2 separate regions of the Homo sapiens genome follow, and region 2 is linked to region 1. A link is a loop called in an ENCODE intact Hi-C map of the cell type or tissue named here. Cell type or tissue: heart right ventricle. All regions are shown on one strand.

Region 1 (8,000 bases):
TCTCTTTTTTATTAAATAAAGTTGCAAAAATGTATATAGATCTTTAAATTTGTTTTAAAGAGGGGTGGCTTTTTTAATGGCTAAGGAAAAAAGCTTGGTGACCACATGAAAAGGAGGAGCAAAACAAAATTGGATACAATGTACTACAAAGGTAGAAATTTCAAACTCCTTTTCCATAGGTCCCCTATGTAGAGACAACAGCAAAACCATTATTAGGAAGCCATGTCCCTGACAAGAAGGGTCGGGGGTAGTGGCCTTATCCAGTGTGGCAGTAGGACTTGATGAAGGTCTCTGGTGATACAAGTACCTAGATAAATTTAAAAGAGACATTTTCTAGGTCAATTTTCTTCCAAATACTCATTAATAAATACCTTTTAAGATAATCCCAAGACAGATAAAAATATTGGGAGAAAACCAAAAGAGAAAGGAAAGAGATCCTCTAACAAAGAAGCTACTCTAAAGTTACAACTAAAACTGTTCAATCAGGTCACATAAATTAACTTAGACAATGGCAAGGCTAATTTCTACCATAAATTTGTCTCCTTCTAACCCTTTCTAATCAATATACATTATCTTAAAAATATTTAAATGGCCTCACATGTCACTAAAATGAGTTAACGAATGAACTTAACTATCACCGTGGTAATGATAAAGAGAGGAGTTACATCATTAGCATGCTGAATACAAATGTTATCCAAAATAAATTCTATCACATTCCTTTGAAACTTTAGTCCTGCCAGAAACTTTTATGAGAGATGACATAAAGTGACACAGTGAAGTTGACATTTCTTGAATTATAAGCCAATGCAAAGGATCAAATTTATAAAAGCAATTACCCTGTATAGTGATATATTTATCACAAGTAAAAGAAAGTAGTCACCAACGTGACTTACATCTTTGAAATGACCTCATTTCCCATGGATACAACAAGTATCTGTATTTACTAAAATTCCAGGCTAGATGTGAATATTTAAAAAATCTACATATAAAAGTAAACTGAAACATATTGTTTTAGGCTTTGAATCTGGTCGTATTCACTCTCCTGGTTCCCATCATTCTACTGGCATTACCACTCTCAGGATAGGAAACCCAAGGCATGCCAAGACAGCACAGACTTAGACTAGCCTGAGAACTGATCACCAGGTAAAACACAGGTCATATCAAATGTTTCAGCTTGAATTTCTGGAAAAAAAGAATAAAACAAAACAACTGCATTGTTTAGGAAGGGGGTCTCATGGTCCAGTTTGAAAAAGCCAAGAAAGGAGTCAAAATAAAATTTAGAAGTGACTGTTTTAAGGACTCACGTTGAATATCTAGATTTGGTAGGTAAAATGTGAAAGAAGAGCTTTTTTAAATGTCTGCACTTTTTACTTTTGACAATCATGAAAGTCATTGATCACTTATTTTAATATAAAATGTGTTTAAATTTTTTAACAAAATAGTTTCTTTAGAATGCTGTAGGTGTGTGTTTTTATTTTCTAAAGCATCAAATGACTTACAGACTGTAAAAATGTAATTGATATGAATGTTGGTCAGCAGATGTGAGCACCAACTGGGCTGAAAGGGTGTCCACATTGTAACTGCCCCTTCTAGGTTTGGGGCTGCCATTTGTAACTCTAGTCTTTATGATGTAATAAGATCTGGCTTAGCTCTGCTGAGCTTTTTTTTTCATAATTCCTAGAAGACACCACCACTTATTAAGCTTTTATTGCGTCCTCACTTCCACTCTGATACTTCCATAATTCTAGTGGGTATTAAAATTGCTGATATTCAATTAAGTCAATCAAATTCTTTACTACTATAGAAAACATCTGATGAGCTGTGCTGTTGGTGCAGAGCTACAGCATTTTGGCTTAGGCATTTTTGTTATTCCAGCACTAGTTAGCAGATTTCAGAAAAAGTAATGCAATCAGAAGGTGAAAATTCATATTAGACCTAATATAGAGTAATCAAGCCTTTAAACTTTGGGTTTTGGTTGTGGTAAGAATACAACCAACAGTTCTAATTTAAAATTACAGACAAGTCTTGCCTTTGAAAGCACAAAGGTGCTTCCCATTAAAGCCTGGTATTTAATACACTGGCTATAATGGCACTGCAAACTGTCATCAAGAGAATAAGGAACAGAGATGCCATTTTAAAGAGAAATATTGAGTTGTTTGGAGAAATAGAAGGCTTCATGACACCTTTTAAAAAGGCAGTCTCCTGTTGGCTTCTGAGAATATAAATTTTCCACCTGCTAATTTGATGGTTTGTAACTCCAGCTGAAAGTGATGGAGTCTAACAACCTCTCTGTTTTCCACCTGCTGCAAAGTGATGTCTTTGGAATTTGCAACAGGATTTTGCTGTTTTGATAGGCTTTTTATAAATAGAAGTAAGAGTGATTGTGTTCCACACTGTTGTCTTAAAAGTTTCCTGAAATGTTTCCTGGGTTATGCATGAGTCAAATCCTCCTTGAAACTGTCTGATAGGAGTTTGCTGGTGTAAATTTAGCATCACTTATATAGGTCTAACATTGAAGAAGCAATTAATCGAAAATTTCTTTTTCATTTGATTCAGTCCTAGCTGAGTCCTGATTTAATTCATACATTTCAGATGGAGGGAGAGAGATGAAGGGCGATCCAGTGAGTTCTATAATTTAGGTAAAGGAAGCATCTTTTAGTTGCAGCTCACATATAATTAGACAAGAACTGATGTCAGTTTTTCTAATGTCACTTGATAAAATCACATATTAAGAGGATTTGAGAAAGCTTGATTATTTCATGCCACCCTTCATTAATATTATCCATTATAATTTGTAGTGTTCCCCTCTTTTTACTACCCAAGACAGTTGTTCTAACACAGCATGTGTTCAGTACATATTTGTTGAAAGAAAGAATTGATACTTAATAAATTTTGAATATAAAGACCAAAGAGTCATAAACTTGTGCAACAATATCAAAAATTGAAATAAAAGAAACAGTGATTAGCAAGTTATAGAAAGTAAATCATGGTATGTTTTCCTGTTTAATGGTAATCATACCAAAATTTTGCCTAGAAGTCATCTATTAGAATGTAAAATTTTAAAGAACATAGCCACTTAACATACTCTCTTTGCTTCTTGATTAATTCGTAACTAGTGTTTTTGCAACTCATAGTTTTTTTTTGGAGGGAAGGAATTCAGGGAGTATTGCAGGGCCATATATGATTGTGAAGATTTTAAACATACTAAGAAACATTAGTTTCACATTTTACATGTGGCTGTCACATTGAGAAAATGGTTTTATCACAAAGAAATGATGGGCTTTCAAAAAGTAACTATATTATTCAATCAACCAAAAGACATGAGACAAATGAATTTTACCCATGTCTTAATAATTAATGATCAAGAGATAAGGAGGAAAAACTTAAGTAAATCTCTTTCATTGACTTCTCCCAAAGGAAATTGGGAATGACAAAGGAGATGCAAGCTGCTTCAGCCACTTGACTTTCAAATCAATTCGGCCAGGATTATAACTGGGAATTAAGTCCCATTTAAAGGTATAGGACTGGTACTAGAATAGCCAGGGCTGGAGCATGAAGCTTTGCAATTGATAGTGAATGACTAAAAAGTTGTGTGTCAAAGACTACAGTTTGGCTAGATATACTATGGAGGCAATACAACAGCTGCAGGTCAGGTTATTGTGTCTTGGCATAAAGATCTTAAGTATTCCAACTGGCTGCATGTAGCTTGATCCCCATTTTTAAAAGCTTAGAAGGACTGTAGCACTTTCCTGGCATGTGGGCAGCTCTTTGTTGAATAGAACGGCTATTAATGGAAAAAAAAGTCAGCTGGAACAGTGTGCTCTCTCAGCTTTTCTGGGAAAGGAACTAAAAATGAAATGATTCCATCATAAGTATGTTTGCAACTTTGACCTGATATTTTCAAACTACAGCTCTACCAATTATCCTCTTTTCTAAACCACATTTTTTTAGATCATAAAGCCCAACCAGATTCTGGGGTTAGAAAAACTCAATACTGACTATTGGCCATTGCCTGAAATCTGTCATTCTCTAAGTGTGTGATATGTATATATTTTGTATGTGTGTGCATGTGTATGTGTTAGGTATATGGGAGAGTTTTAATAGGTAGCCTGTGTATGTGGTTTGTGGGATATGTTTACAGGTTAGTCAGGTATATGAAAAGTTGGAATAGAAGCTGTCATGATTGGAAGGGTAATTCTTCTCACAGGGCAGTGACTTTCTACCCTAGATAAATGGATAGGGGAAAAAAACTCTGTTTTCTTAAGCATCCTTTTGGAAACAAAGCTAGAAAACAAAGACCTAGCCAAAAATAAAAAAGTAGGCTTCATATCGTCTTAGGAAAATAAAGCTGAACTAAAATTAAAATATCTCTTTTCAGAAACTGGACTGTCATTCTACCCTTCAGCTTTGCTCAGGCTGGAGCTGGCTCTTCCCCACTCTCCCACACTCTGTGTTCCAAGAATAACCTCAGAGTACTTCACAAGCAGATCCTTCAAGAGCTTGTAATGGTCCAGCAAATACAGTACACATGATCCTTTCATGTGCTTGAATGAAGGAACAATAGCCTCTTGTCATTTTCTCTTTGGGCCTGTGCTCTTTAGATTGTATCAGTAGGGGGAAAATTTTGGAGATTAAGCACTAAAAACTGTCACTTTGCAGACAACATGGGATATATATATATACACACACACACACACACACACACACATACATATATGTGTATATATATGTGTATGTGTGTGTGTGTGTGTATATATATATATATATATATATATATATATATATGTATATTTGAGATTTCAACAAATCCTCATTCTGATTAGCCCAAAGGGCCAATCATTCAAAAGGAACAACCCTGCTCTCATTACTGCAACCTACATAAAGACAAACCCAAAGCTCTTTTAATGTTAATATTAAGAGTTATAAATTTGGCCCAATGTAGGGGGGAAGAGAAGGGGCAGAAACCAACTGCACAGTGGAAGAGCTGCCAAGTAAACATTTTTTCCCCAAAACAAAGTTTAGTAGAAACTTTTCCACTGGAGGACTTTCTCTAGATCAAGCATTTTTAAGTTCAATTAAATAAAATATTTTTTTTAGAAATTGAGATCTACAATATATTTATATCCATAATTCTAAACACCCAAGTCTAAAAGACATAAAAAATAAGTAGCGATGCAGTCACTGAATAGCAAGTCATGTCCGCATTTCAAATAGTTATAAAACATGTGAAGTGATATAACAATAGAAGGTCAAAAATATGAAACAGGTTTAGCATAGTCATATTGCATTGGAAAAAAAAAGGCAGAATTACACTATTTAGTTACCTAAATTAATTTACAGGGAAACGGGATCCTAGAAGTCCTCCGACGAACCAAGTGCAGGTAATCTAAAGGTGGGGAGTGCATGTTTTATTTCTATCTGTTCTCTTTAATAAGAGAATGTGAGGTAATTAGAAAGTATGCAATGCATTCTGGACTGTTCTGCTAGTTGTCCCAGGCAAGACAAATCAAAATGCTTCAGAAAAGAAAGGCCTAGTTGAGTATTTGGGTAGAGGCCCCCCTTCAATCAGCTAGTCACTAAGTGGAAATCTCATTATACACTGATTTTGTAGAGATGGATTGATCACGCTGGAGAAAAGGCTGGTTGCTGAGGTCGTGTCTCTTCCATGTTTCCTCAGCCTCCTCTGCATTTACTGAGTTAGGTCCTCAGAGTGGTGAAGGAAAATAGGTCATTTTCCCTTCATAAGTATCATTGGATGATTCCTCTATATTAATTATATGAACCTTATAATAGTTAAAGATCTTTTTAATTTTTTTTTAAATTTTTTCATCTCAAAGAGTTCTCAGTCCCCACCCCACACGAGGTACCGTGAAGGGGCACTAAAGTGCATTTTGATGTAGGGGGTAGAGCTTAAAGGTGCTGTCCAAGCTAAGAATCAAGATGATGCTGTTTAAAAAAGAAAGGCAATTCCTTCTACCTCCATCTCTGGAGTCAGCTGAGGGAGGGCAGTGAACTAGACTCTCCCCAGAGGATTGTCCTAACTCTTAACTTTAGAGAAAACTGTGTAAGGACCTGCACATATAGAATCATTTATTTGTCCAAAATAGCAAAAATAGGCCTATTTCACCCTTAAGAATTTGCAAATCTGATCAGTCATGATCATAAAAATGTGAATGGATTCCAGATGCAATCCATGTGGGCATGCTCTGTGGAACTAGCTATGCATCTTCAGCTTGAATGAACATGCGGCTGTTCATTTTCATCAAAACATGTCTTCTAAACTACCATAAATAAAATACACATGGAACAATTAAATCTTTTTCTTACAATAATTACTTTTACATTAAAAAGTCATCATTATCTTCAGATATATTGAAAATTAGGACTCTAAATCTTATTATTTCCCAGCCTTAGTTAACAATCTTGCACAGGCCCGATAATCCAAAATTTGGAGCTCTGATCTACACAGATTGGCAGGTTTCACACAGTTTGACAGGTAGGCAACTGTGAGATATGCATTTTAAAATTTAGCTTTTTCTATCAAAACAGTCTGAAATCTTTTAAAATCCCTACAGAGACTGTATTTGTGCAATGCCACAGTCATGTGGCTAGAAAGGAAAAAACAAAATACAGTCTGGAAGATTAACCACCGTCCAAGTTTTCTTGGTCTTCAGTTTAAACAATGATGAGCCCAGGAAATCCAATTAAATACAGTGCCTTAAATAAGAGAAGAGTTGGTCCTAGAATAATTTAAGCTACTAAACAGGGACTGTCTCAACCACGGGTGATTTGATGCACTCTTCATGCAATATGCTCTTTTCTGCAAGGCTCAAAGAATTTTCAGCAGGATGCTCTGAAATGTGACTGTCACCATTCAATGCAGAGACAAACCCTTCTTGGGAGGGGCCTTTCAAGTATGAGTGAAATTCCACTTGAGGGTGATTGGACCTGTGTTCAGGATATAAACTATTGCAGGGCACACCGCTATCATTTTCGGAAGAGGAGCAGCAAACGATTACAGAGGGGTTGGCAGCTGGGTAGTGGGAGGCACCATAGGCCTCTTCTGCTTGTCGGGCATAGTCAACGAATTGCTCCGGGGTCATGGTGTAAGGCACCAGCGAAAGGGTACCATTTTTGACAGTGTCTCTTTCAGAATAGTTCTCAGAGATCTGATTTGGAGTTCCTGGAATGTGGCTATCTATTTGGTAATACAGAGTTGAAGAGTTGGCATAAAAAGAAGCATTCTTTGCATGGCTTTCGTGAACGGCGGTGCCATCAGAATAACAAAGAACTGAAGGAAGAGGGACAACTTCGGCATGGGTGCCCAAACCTTCCACGAAGCCATCTCCTTTGTCATCATCGTCATCCTCCTCCTCCTCTTCCTCTTCTTCTTCCTCCTCCTCCTCGTCTGACTCACTAGGTGCCAAGCTTTGCGTGCTAGAATCTGTGACTCCGCTGCAAAAGCTGCTCCCATCCTCCTCTTCTTCCTCCTCCTCTCCTTGGCAATCTAATTCTTCAGCCGACTGCAGGTGCAGCACTGCAGCCTGGGGCTCAGTTTCAATCTCAAAACTGTCTGCGATTGAATATTCTACGGAGTGAGCGACAGGGCCCATAGAACTACTGTGAGCACTTATCTCACTGTGGCAGCCATTCAGCGTGGGGATTTGCTGCTCTCGGTTTTTCTCCAGTTCAAGTTTCATTATTGTGTGCAAAAAGTGAGTCCGAACACGGATAGGATTAAATTCAATTCTACCTGCTGTGTTACTACATCCTTCTTTAGTGCAGCCGCATGGGAAAGACATACGATCCACCTTGGAAGGAAGAACACAGATTAGCACCATGGAACTATTACAAACCAAATAAACGCCCAGAACTTTTCAGTAACTTCTTTGAATTAAGTAATCCATCCACTTAATTCCACATATGCCAGAGCAAATGACAACCAAACTTCAAATAGAAATGAAAAGGGGAAAGTGAGGGCTTAAAACATAAGAGTTAAC
Region 2 (8,000 bases), 230 kb after region 1:
ATGTTATAATTAAAGTGCTGGAGAGTCATAAAACTATATATTTTTTATAATGTACATGAGAAACATTTGGGACCCCAGCTAAAATCAAACTCCTGGTTCTTACCTCACACCCGCGAAATAAAAATCATGAAGTTTCTGTCTCAGAAATATGTATTTTTATAAGGTAAAGGACATTACATTTTAACTGTTTATTAATGATAATTTTAAACAAATACAAATTTAGAAAGAATAGATACAATAATTTCCATGTGTACTTCACCAAGTTTCAGTAATAACCCATGATTGTTGTTGTTTCCTTCAGACCCTATCCACTTCTACCCCATTATATTAAAGCACACTATGGGCTTCATATTATTTTACCCATAAATATTCATTATTTAAAAGAACCAGAAAAAATAACTGATAAAAGAAATCATAGATAACACAAACAAATGGAAAAACACTCCATATTCATAGATTAGAAGAATCAATGTCATTAAAATGACTGTTCTGCCCAAAGCAATCTACAGATTCAATGGAATTCCTATCAAATTACCAATGTCATCTTTCACAGAGTTACAAAAAAGTATTCTAAAATTCACATGGAGCCACGAAAAAGCCCAAATAGCCAAAGCAATCCTAAGCAAAAAGAACAAAACCAGAGGTATTACATTGCCTGACTTTAAACGATACTACAAGGCTGTAGTAACCAAATCAGCATGGTACTAGTACAAAAATAGACACAGAGATCAATGTAACAGAATAGAGAACACAGAAATAAAGCTGCACATCTACAATCAACTGATCTTCAACAAAGTTGACAAAAAGAAACAATGGGGAAAGGACACCCCACTCAATAAATTGTGCTGGGAAAGCTGGCTAGCCATATGCAGAAGAATGAAACTGTACCTCTACCTCTCACCATAAACAAAAATTAACAAGATGGATTAAAGACTTAAATTAAGGCCTCAGACTGTTAAAAAAAATTCTAGAAGTAAACCTCTTCTGGACATTGGAAATGCCCAGAATTTGGGCAAGAATTTTGGCAAAAAATTTATGACTAAGCCCTTAGAAGCAAATGCATCAAAAACAAAAATTGACAATTGAGACTTACTTAAGATATTCTGCATAGCAAAAAAAAAAAAAAAATCAACAGATTAAACAAACAACCTACATAATGGGAGAAGATATTTTCAAACTATGCATCTGACAAAGGACTACTATCTAGAATCTATAAAGAACTTAAATCAATAAGAAAAAAACTCACTAAAAAGTGGGCAAAGGACATAAACAGACACTTCTTAAAAGAAGATATACAAGTGGCCAACATGAGAAAATGCTTATCACTAATCTTCAGAGAAATGCACACTAAAACCACAATGAGATACTATCTCACACCAGTCAGAATGGCTATTATTAAAAAGTAAAAAAATAATAGATGTTCGTGAGGATGCAGACAAAAGGGAATGCTTATACACTGTTGGTGGGAATGTAAATTAGTTCAATCCCTATAAAAAAACAGTATGTAGATTTCTCAAAGAATTGGAATTGAACTGCCATTTGACCCAGCAATCCCACTACTGGCTATATACCCAAAGGAAAAGAAATTGTCCTATCAAAAAGACAGCTATACTCATATGTTTATTGCAGCACTATTCACAATGGCAAAGTCATGGAATTAACCTAAGTGCCCATCAACCATAAATTGGATAAAGAAGATGCAGTAGATATACATCATGGAATACTATGCAGCCATAAATAAGAATGAAATCATGTCCTTTGCAGCAACATGGATGCAGCTGGAGGCCATTATCCTAAGTGAATTAAAGTGAATTGATGTGGAAACAGAAAATCAACTACCACATGTTCTCATTTAAAAGTGGGCACTAAACAATGGGTACATATGGGCACTAAGATGGAATCAATAAATACAGGGAACTCCAAAAGTGGGGAGAAAGGGAGAGGGGCAAGGGGTTGAAAAAATACATATTGGGTAGGGCACTATTTTCACTATTCAGGTAATGGGTTCAATAGAAGCCAAACTCCAGCATTATGCAACACACCCTTATAACAAGCCTAAAAACATACCCCTGAATCTGAAAAAAATTTTAAAAATTATCTAAAAGACAAGGAAACTTCTAAAAATACCTTTATTCCATATAAAAAATACACAGTTGGTGTTCACATTTCTCCAAATGTCTCATGAGTGTTTTCTAGATTTTTGTTGAAATCAGCATCCAAAGAAAGTCCATTCATACATAGCACACTGCAAATGGTCTCTTTTAACCTACAGGTTGCCCTGACCCACCTCCCTTTCTCTCTCTCTTTCTCTCCTGCTGTAATTTATTTGTTGATGAAGCCATAGCCTTTACTCTGTAGAGTTTTCCGTGGTCTCAATTTTGCTGATTGCTTTCCCAATGTGTTATTTAATATGTTCCTCTGGTACTTAAATCTAGATGTTTGGTTACCTTCACACTTTATTCCTAGATTGTGTATGTAGTGTTAGTACAAGTTTGGGTTGATTTTCTTTTTATGATGTTAGGTATTCATAATCATAACACATCTATAATTTTATCTGAAGCTGAAAATTAATGATAACCAAATCTTATTATTCCTTGTACATTTAATAGCAAATTGAGAAACTTTGTTCATTTTTTGTTTATTCTGAGTTAATAATTCATAGGGGAAAGAGAATAAATCTTATTTTTCCCTTTCTTCGCCACTTTTGAAAGAATGAGATACGATAGGCTAAAGAGTATATGCATACTCAATTTTGTTGGAATTTACTAATTCCTTATTTACGAGGTTCTGTGCTTTCGTATGACCACCAGCAACCATGTTTGAGGGTATTTGTTTCATCACAAACTTGACAACAGAGTATGTTGTGGATGTTTTCCTGAAAAAGGTAAAATATATGCTAGGATTTTAATTAGACTGGATGGAGGATATATTTTGTTTCCTTTGTTTTTTTGTGTTTGTTGTTTTGCTTTTTTTTTTTTTTTTCCGAGGCAGGAAAAAAAAATAAAACATTACAAAAATGTTTTCTGTCATCCAGCCTAGAGTGCAGTGTTGCAATCTCAACTCACTGCAGCCTCTGCCGCTGGGGCTCAAATGATCCTCCCACTTCAGCCTCCTGAGTAACTGGAACTACAGGCGTGCACCACTATGTCCAACTAATTTTTGTATTTTTTGTGGAGATGGGGTTTTGTCATGTTGTCCAGGCAGATCTTGAACTCCTGGGCTCCAGTGATCCTCCCACCTTGGCCTCCCAAATTGCTGGAATTATAGGTATGAGCCACTGTGCCTGGCTCAAGCATTTTTATTATTCCATTTTCTCCTTTACACATTCTTTTACCACTTAAATAGTGATTAGTCTACAGCCAACATTTATTAAAGTTTAATATAAATAAGTACTTTTATCCTTTTCCCAAAAATGTAAGAATTACTTATCTTTTTCTAAGTTTTTTGTCCTACTGTTGTGATGGATTTTAATTTTAGTTTTTCATACATTTAAACCTCATAGGAATTTACTATTTTTTAAACAGTGTATATCCATTTAGTGTAGGCACATATTTATAATTTGTATTGTTCTTTTTTCAGTTTTATGTTATTGCATGAAATCATTTTCCTGTTGCCTAAAGAAATTTCTTTGATATTTCTATGGGTGCAGGTCATCTGATGATAAATTTAGTATCCTTTCTTTCAGTATTCTTAATTTTTCATTTTAAGCAGTTTTACTGTGATTTATTTTTTATTTATTAATTTGTGCTATTTATCTTGTTTGGGATTGTAGTGCTCCTCAAATCTTTGGTTTCTTTCATCAGCTTTGGAAAGTTCTTTGTCTTTGAATATTCTCTCTCTTCTCATTTTCTGTCTTCCACTTTTGATGCTTCAGTTTCGTATATGTTAGACCATTTCACTATGTCATATGTATTGACTCTCTGCTTATGTATATCTTCCATCATTTTTTCCCTTTACTTTAGTTTGGATATTTTCTTCTAACTTTTCTTCCACCCTATTAATTCTCTGTTTAGCTATATCCAGTCTGTTACTAAACTCATTTATTGAGTTTTCAAACTTAGTATGCTTTTTTAATTCTAAAATTTTTATTTGCTTTTCTTTTATAGGTTGCAATTTTATATTAAAATTCTTTATCTTTTCATCTATTTTAAGGTACATCTTAGTCACCGTGGTTTTAAAATCTCTTTCTGGCAACTTTGGTTTGTGGATTAAGAACTGTTTCCTGCCAGGCTTTCCAGATCCTTGTCCTGTGCTGAGAGTCAGCAGATGTCCCAAGGGGAGAAGTGGTGCATAGAAAGTTGGGCTGAACTCAATTGCAGCTCAATTCAGTCTCCTCTTTTCTCCAGGATCTGGTTCCACAAGTCCTGGCTGCCTTGACAGCTCTCCAATTTCCTCAGAACTAAAAAAAATAAAAAAGAAATTTTTAAAAACTGTTTCTTCCTGGTTATTCTCAGGAGATAGATACATCATCTGCTGCAAGCTACTGCATTGTGTCTGGAACTGAGAGTTTGGCTCAAGAGGCAAATGATCTTAAGAGACAATATGAAAAATAGTTTGATCTTAAGAGACAATATGAGAAATAATTTTATAACCAAAACAGATATAAAAGATATGATAATAATAATAAATATTGCTGTTAATATGTTAAATGATATTATCCTTTTCCCATCAAGAAGACAAGATTTTAAGCCTGTTACCCTATATTTTATGCTGATGATAGTAATGAAATTGTATTCATTTCTCAATGCCCTAATCCTTCATACTATATGCTAAGTTTAGTACTAGCAATAAGTTCCTTGTATTGCATACCAAGTTTCTGCCAGGAACTTAGCTACCTATCTACCTATAGTATTTATAGAATTTTACTTTAACAGTAAAATGTCTTCATTTTTTACTAGCACCTCCATTTTTTATGAGAAAAAGTCAAGGTTTGAACTCAAATCTGTCTTTTACACAATAAAATACTGCTAAATGTATGAAAATCTATTTATTATAAAAAATACATTGATAAATTTAGGAATTAGATCTGGTAGTAATTCCTGCAACTACTAAAAGTTCTGAAATGTTTTAATTTTATTTGCAGCTTTTCAATATATAATTTAAGTTTAGTTTCTGAAACTGCTGCTAAGAAGATATACTATTTTCATAGGCAGTTCATATACATAAAATACAATATATGTGTATTAAATTCTTTTAGATAATATCCCTTTTAGCATGTTGAAAAGAATTATGTATTTTAAAATATTTCACATGCAATATGGATGTAATATGGCACTTACTTTTTTTTTTGTCTTCTTTCCTATTCTATCAAATGCAAACGCTATAATTTTCCTGTAAGTTTTTTTTTTTCTCTTTGGCAACACAGCTTTGGCCCCAGAAAGAGATGTTCAAGAGCTCTCTCTTATGTTTCCACTTTCAGACCTTCAGAGTTGTGGGGTATTTATCTACAGGTCCAAGTACACAATTGCATAGGTAAGCATTTATACCTGGGAAAATAAAAATTTTGCCAAGGTAAATTTTTCCTCTCATGCTTTGTTAGGGTTTCTGTATGATTTAGTTTTAGCTGATTTTTGCCTCAAAAGCAAAGTTGTCTTTACCTGGCTTGCAAAAGCCTTGGGTTTTTCTTTGAGCCTGGATGGCAAGTTTATCTATATGAGATATTTCCAAACTGTTAAAGGATAAATAAATCTTATTCAATATTTCTACAAAGTCTAACTTGAGCCCAGGTCACTTGAAAATACCTACAGATAGACAACACTCAATAATGAGGGAAGAGAATAGGAATCATAAAGGAAGGTTAGCAATTCTATGCCTCGTCTGATAGCTGGGCATATAAATAAGCTAAGTCTTCAGTGGTTACCAGTCTCCTGGACTTCCACCTTATATGGAGCCCAGACTCACCTGTTGGTCCTCTTTGCTTTTGACATACTCATCTGGCTCAAGCAGCTGCAAAAGGAGTCCTTGGTCTGCCTCTAACTTCTAGACCTTTCCTTAAAGTTACCCAAATAACTGTGGTGGTGTTGTGTAAGAAGGCTGTAGGAGATCCTCGCCTCTAGATCTCTTCCTTTTAATACACCAGGCTCACACCAAGAGGGAACTGACAAAATAAATACACCTAGGGTTGCAAAGCAGACAATGCTCCTCATTTTTCTTTTTTATGATTCCTATCTGTGCACCCTTCTCCAACCAGAAAAGAATCTTGGATTGAACATTCTGTGAGTTCCTCTGAGAAACTTTATTTTTAAAATTTTTATTTCTTGGGCTTTCCAAGGTAGACATTTTATAAGCTTTCTAGATAATTGGGCCCGAGAAATGAGAAATAACTTTTTGGCACAGAGTAAACAAATTGGTCTTGGGCCAATCTTGGTCTCTAGGAAAGATGGCTTAAAAAGGAAATCTAAGATAGCTATGAAGTAGGAATGGGCAATGACGAAATAGGCATGTTTCTTTTTAAAATGTCATTGGTAGGATAGAAAAATACGTGTTTTTCCAAAGATGAAAACACGATTATATCATGGTTTGCTCCCGTTTTAAGTCTTCAGACTCAAGTTATGGAGAGAGAAAGAAAACCCCACCTTATTTTCATGAGGTGTTGCCCAGTGTATTCTACCCTCTCCCTTAAATTCTGATGTGTGAAACAAACATTCATAGCCAGATAGCTCCCTAGTTACCGTGCAGGCGCAGCTGCTGAACATAGCACTGTTGCAACTAGTTTTGACACCAGCCATTTGTGCTTGAAGAAATGTCTAATTTTTGGCTTCCCTCAGATGGTTTCACACTCTTATAGCAAGTGGGGTTTTTATTCTAACACTCATTTTGGGTCAAACTACACCCACTTTTGGGAACCCACCAACACAAATGTTAATAATATGCAGATCTGGCCTTTCCTAAGATGGCACTGCATCAGCCAAACTTCATTTCCTGGGGAGGTTGCTAAGAAAATCATTAATCTTGCCAAATTTCACTAATGTGCTGAGTAGACCTGATGTTATCATATGGGTGTTTATCTGGAGCCAAATCTCTGTACATACATATTGATTATCTCCTTTTTTGTGTGTTTTTCCTGACTACTAATTTCCATAAAAATAGTTTGAATGGTCTCAACAACGTGCGTTCCCCTTAAACAATATCAATCACAATATTTTTGTGTAATTTCTCACATGAAAGTCAAATAACTTTCCATTCTTAAGAAATAGTCACATGACTTAACCCAGACTGGTTCCTCTGTTGGTTATGATGGGTCATCTGATCTACCTCTGTGAAATTAGATTGCTTTTCAAAAATTGCCAAACTAGGCACTTCCCTCTGGATGTCTCAAAAGCTGCATGCCTTCCCTGCCTTATCACCTGCCACAACTTTGTTTTCTGAAATTCTAAACTCATTATTACTTTGTAATTACGTGATGCTCTCTCACTCCCGTGTGTTCATACATTTTCTTTCTTCTAGTCCTTTACACTGAAAAGCTTGGCAAAATTCCACTTAGCTGCAGAAATTCAGATAGGACTCTGAAGCCTTTCCCCTTTCTTTCAGAAACACTGAGCTTCAGGGTCTCCTTTCCCTCTGCCGCTACTGTCCTTGGTATCACCTCCACTGTAGAAATATTGTTAGCATGTGGTAATGGTTTGTTTCATGCCTGATGCAATGAGCAGAAAATTTATTTTAGGGTATATATTAAATATAATATATAATACTATAGTATGAAAAAAGATTTTCTTCTTCCAGAAGTGAGAATAAATACACTTAATAGTAAGACTTTAATAATAGAAATGAGCATTTCATCACAAAAGTAGTAACTGGTGCATATTAAACACTCCATAAACAACACCGAATAAAGGAACAATGTGGTTGTGTTGACCTCTCTTTAAAATTTTTAGGTCTTGATGTTGCAGCAGTAGTGAACAGCAAAGCAGTTTGAGCAAGTAAAGCTTAAAATAGTACAACAGCTTGGGTGCCACAATGTGCACAGTGCCCAAGGTAAAAGCAGAAATGCTGAGCACTGA

What was found. A loop is a pair of places that touch in the nucleus more often than their neighbours do. Peaks named below come from ENCODE experiments on the same cell type or tissue, not always from the same donor. Only the 100,000 strongest peaks of a DNase experiment are listed, where the experiment ranks them.
Region 2: a loop joins it to region 1, with 2.0 times the contacts of the local background. A loop is called at or near these places in 5 of 110 quality-filtered maps.

The regions. Positions count from the first base shown.
Region 1 is chr2:165,678,512-165,686,511 of GRCh38, reverse strand. CSRNP3 (cysteine and serine rich nuclear protein 3) reads right to left here. Exons shown (of 7, transcript NM_001172173.2): 7 at 1-7,811. The coding sequence ends at 6,759. Among named protein-coding and RNA genes, the nearest start is that of GALNT3, 110 kb to the left of the region's middle. In heart right ventricle, no CTCF peak of the experiment used is centred here; a DNase peak (open chromatin) is centred at 4,441; H3K27ac peaks cover 2,070 bases.
Region 2 is chr2:165,452,569-165,460,568 of GRCh38, reverse strand. No RefSeq gene overlaps it. Among named protein-coding and RNA genes, the nearest start is that of CSRNP3, 13 kb to the left of the region's middle. In heart right ventricle, no CTCF peak of the experiment used is centred here; a DNase peak (open chromatin) is centred at 4,291.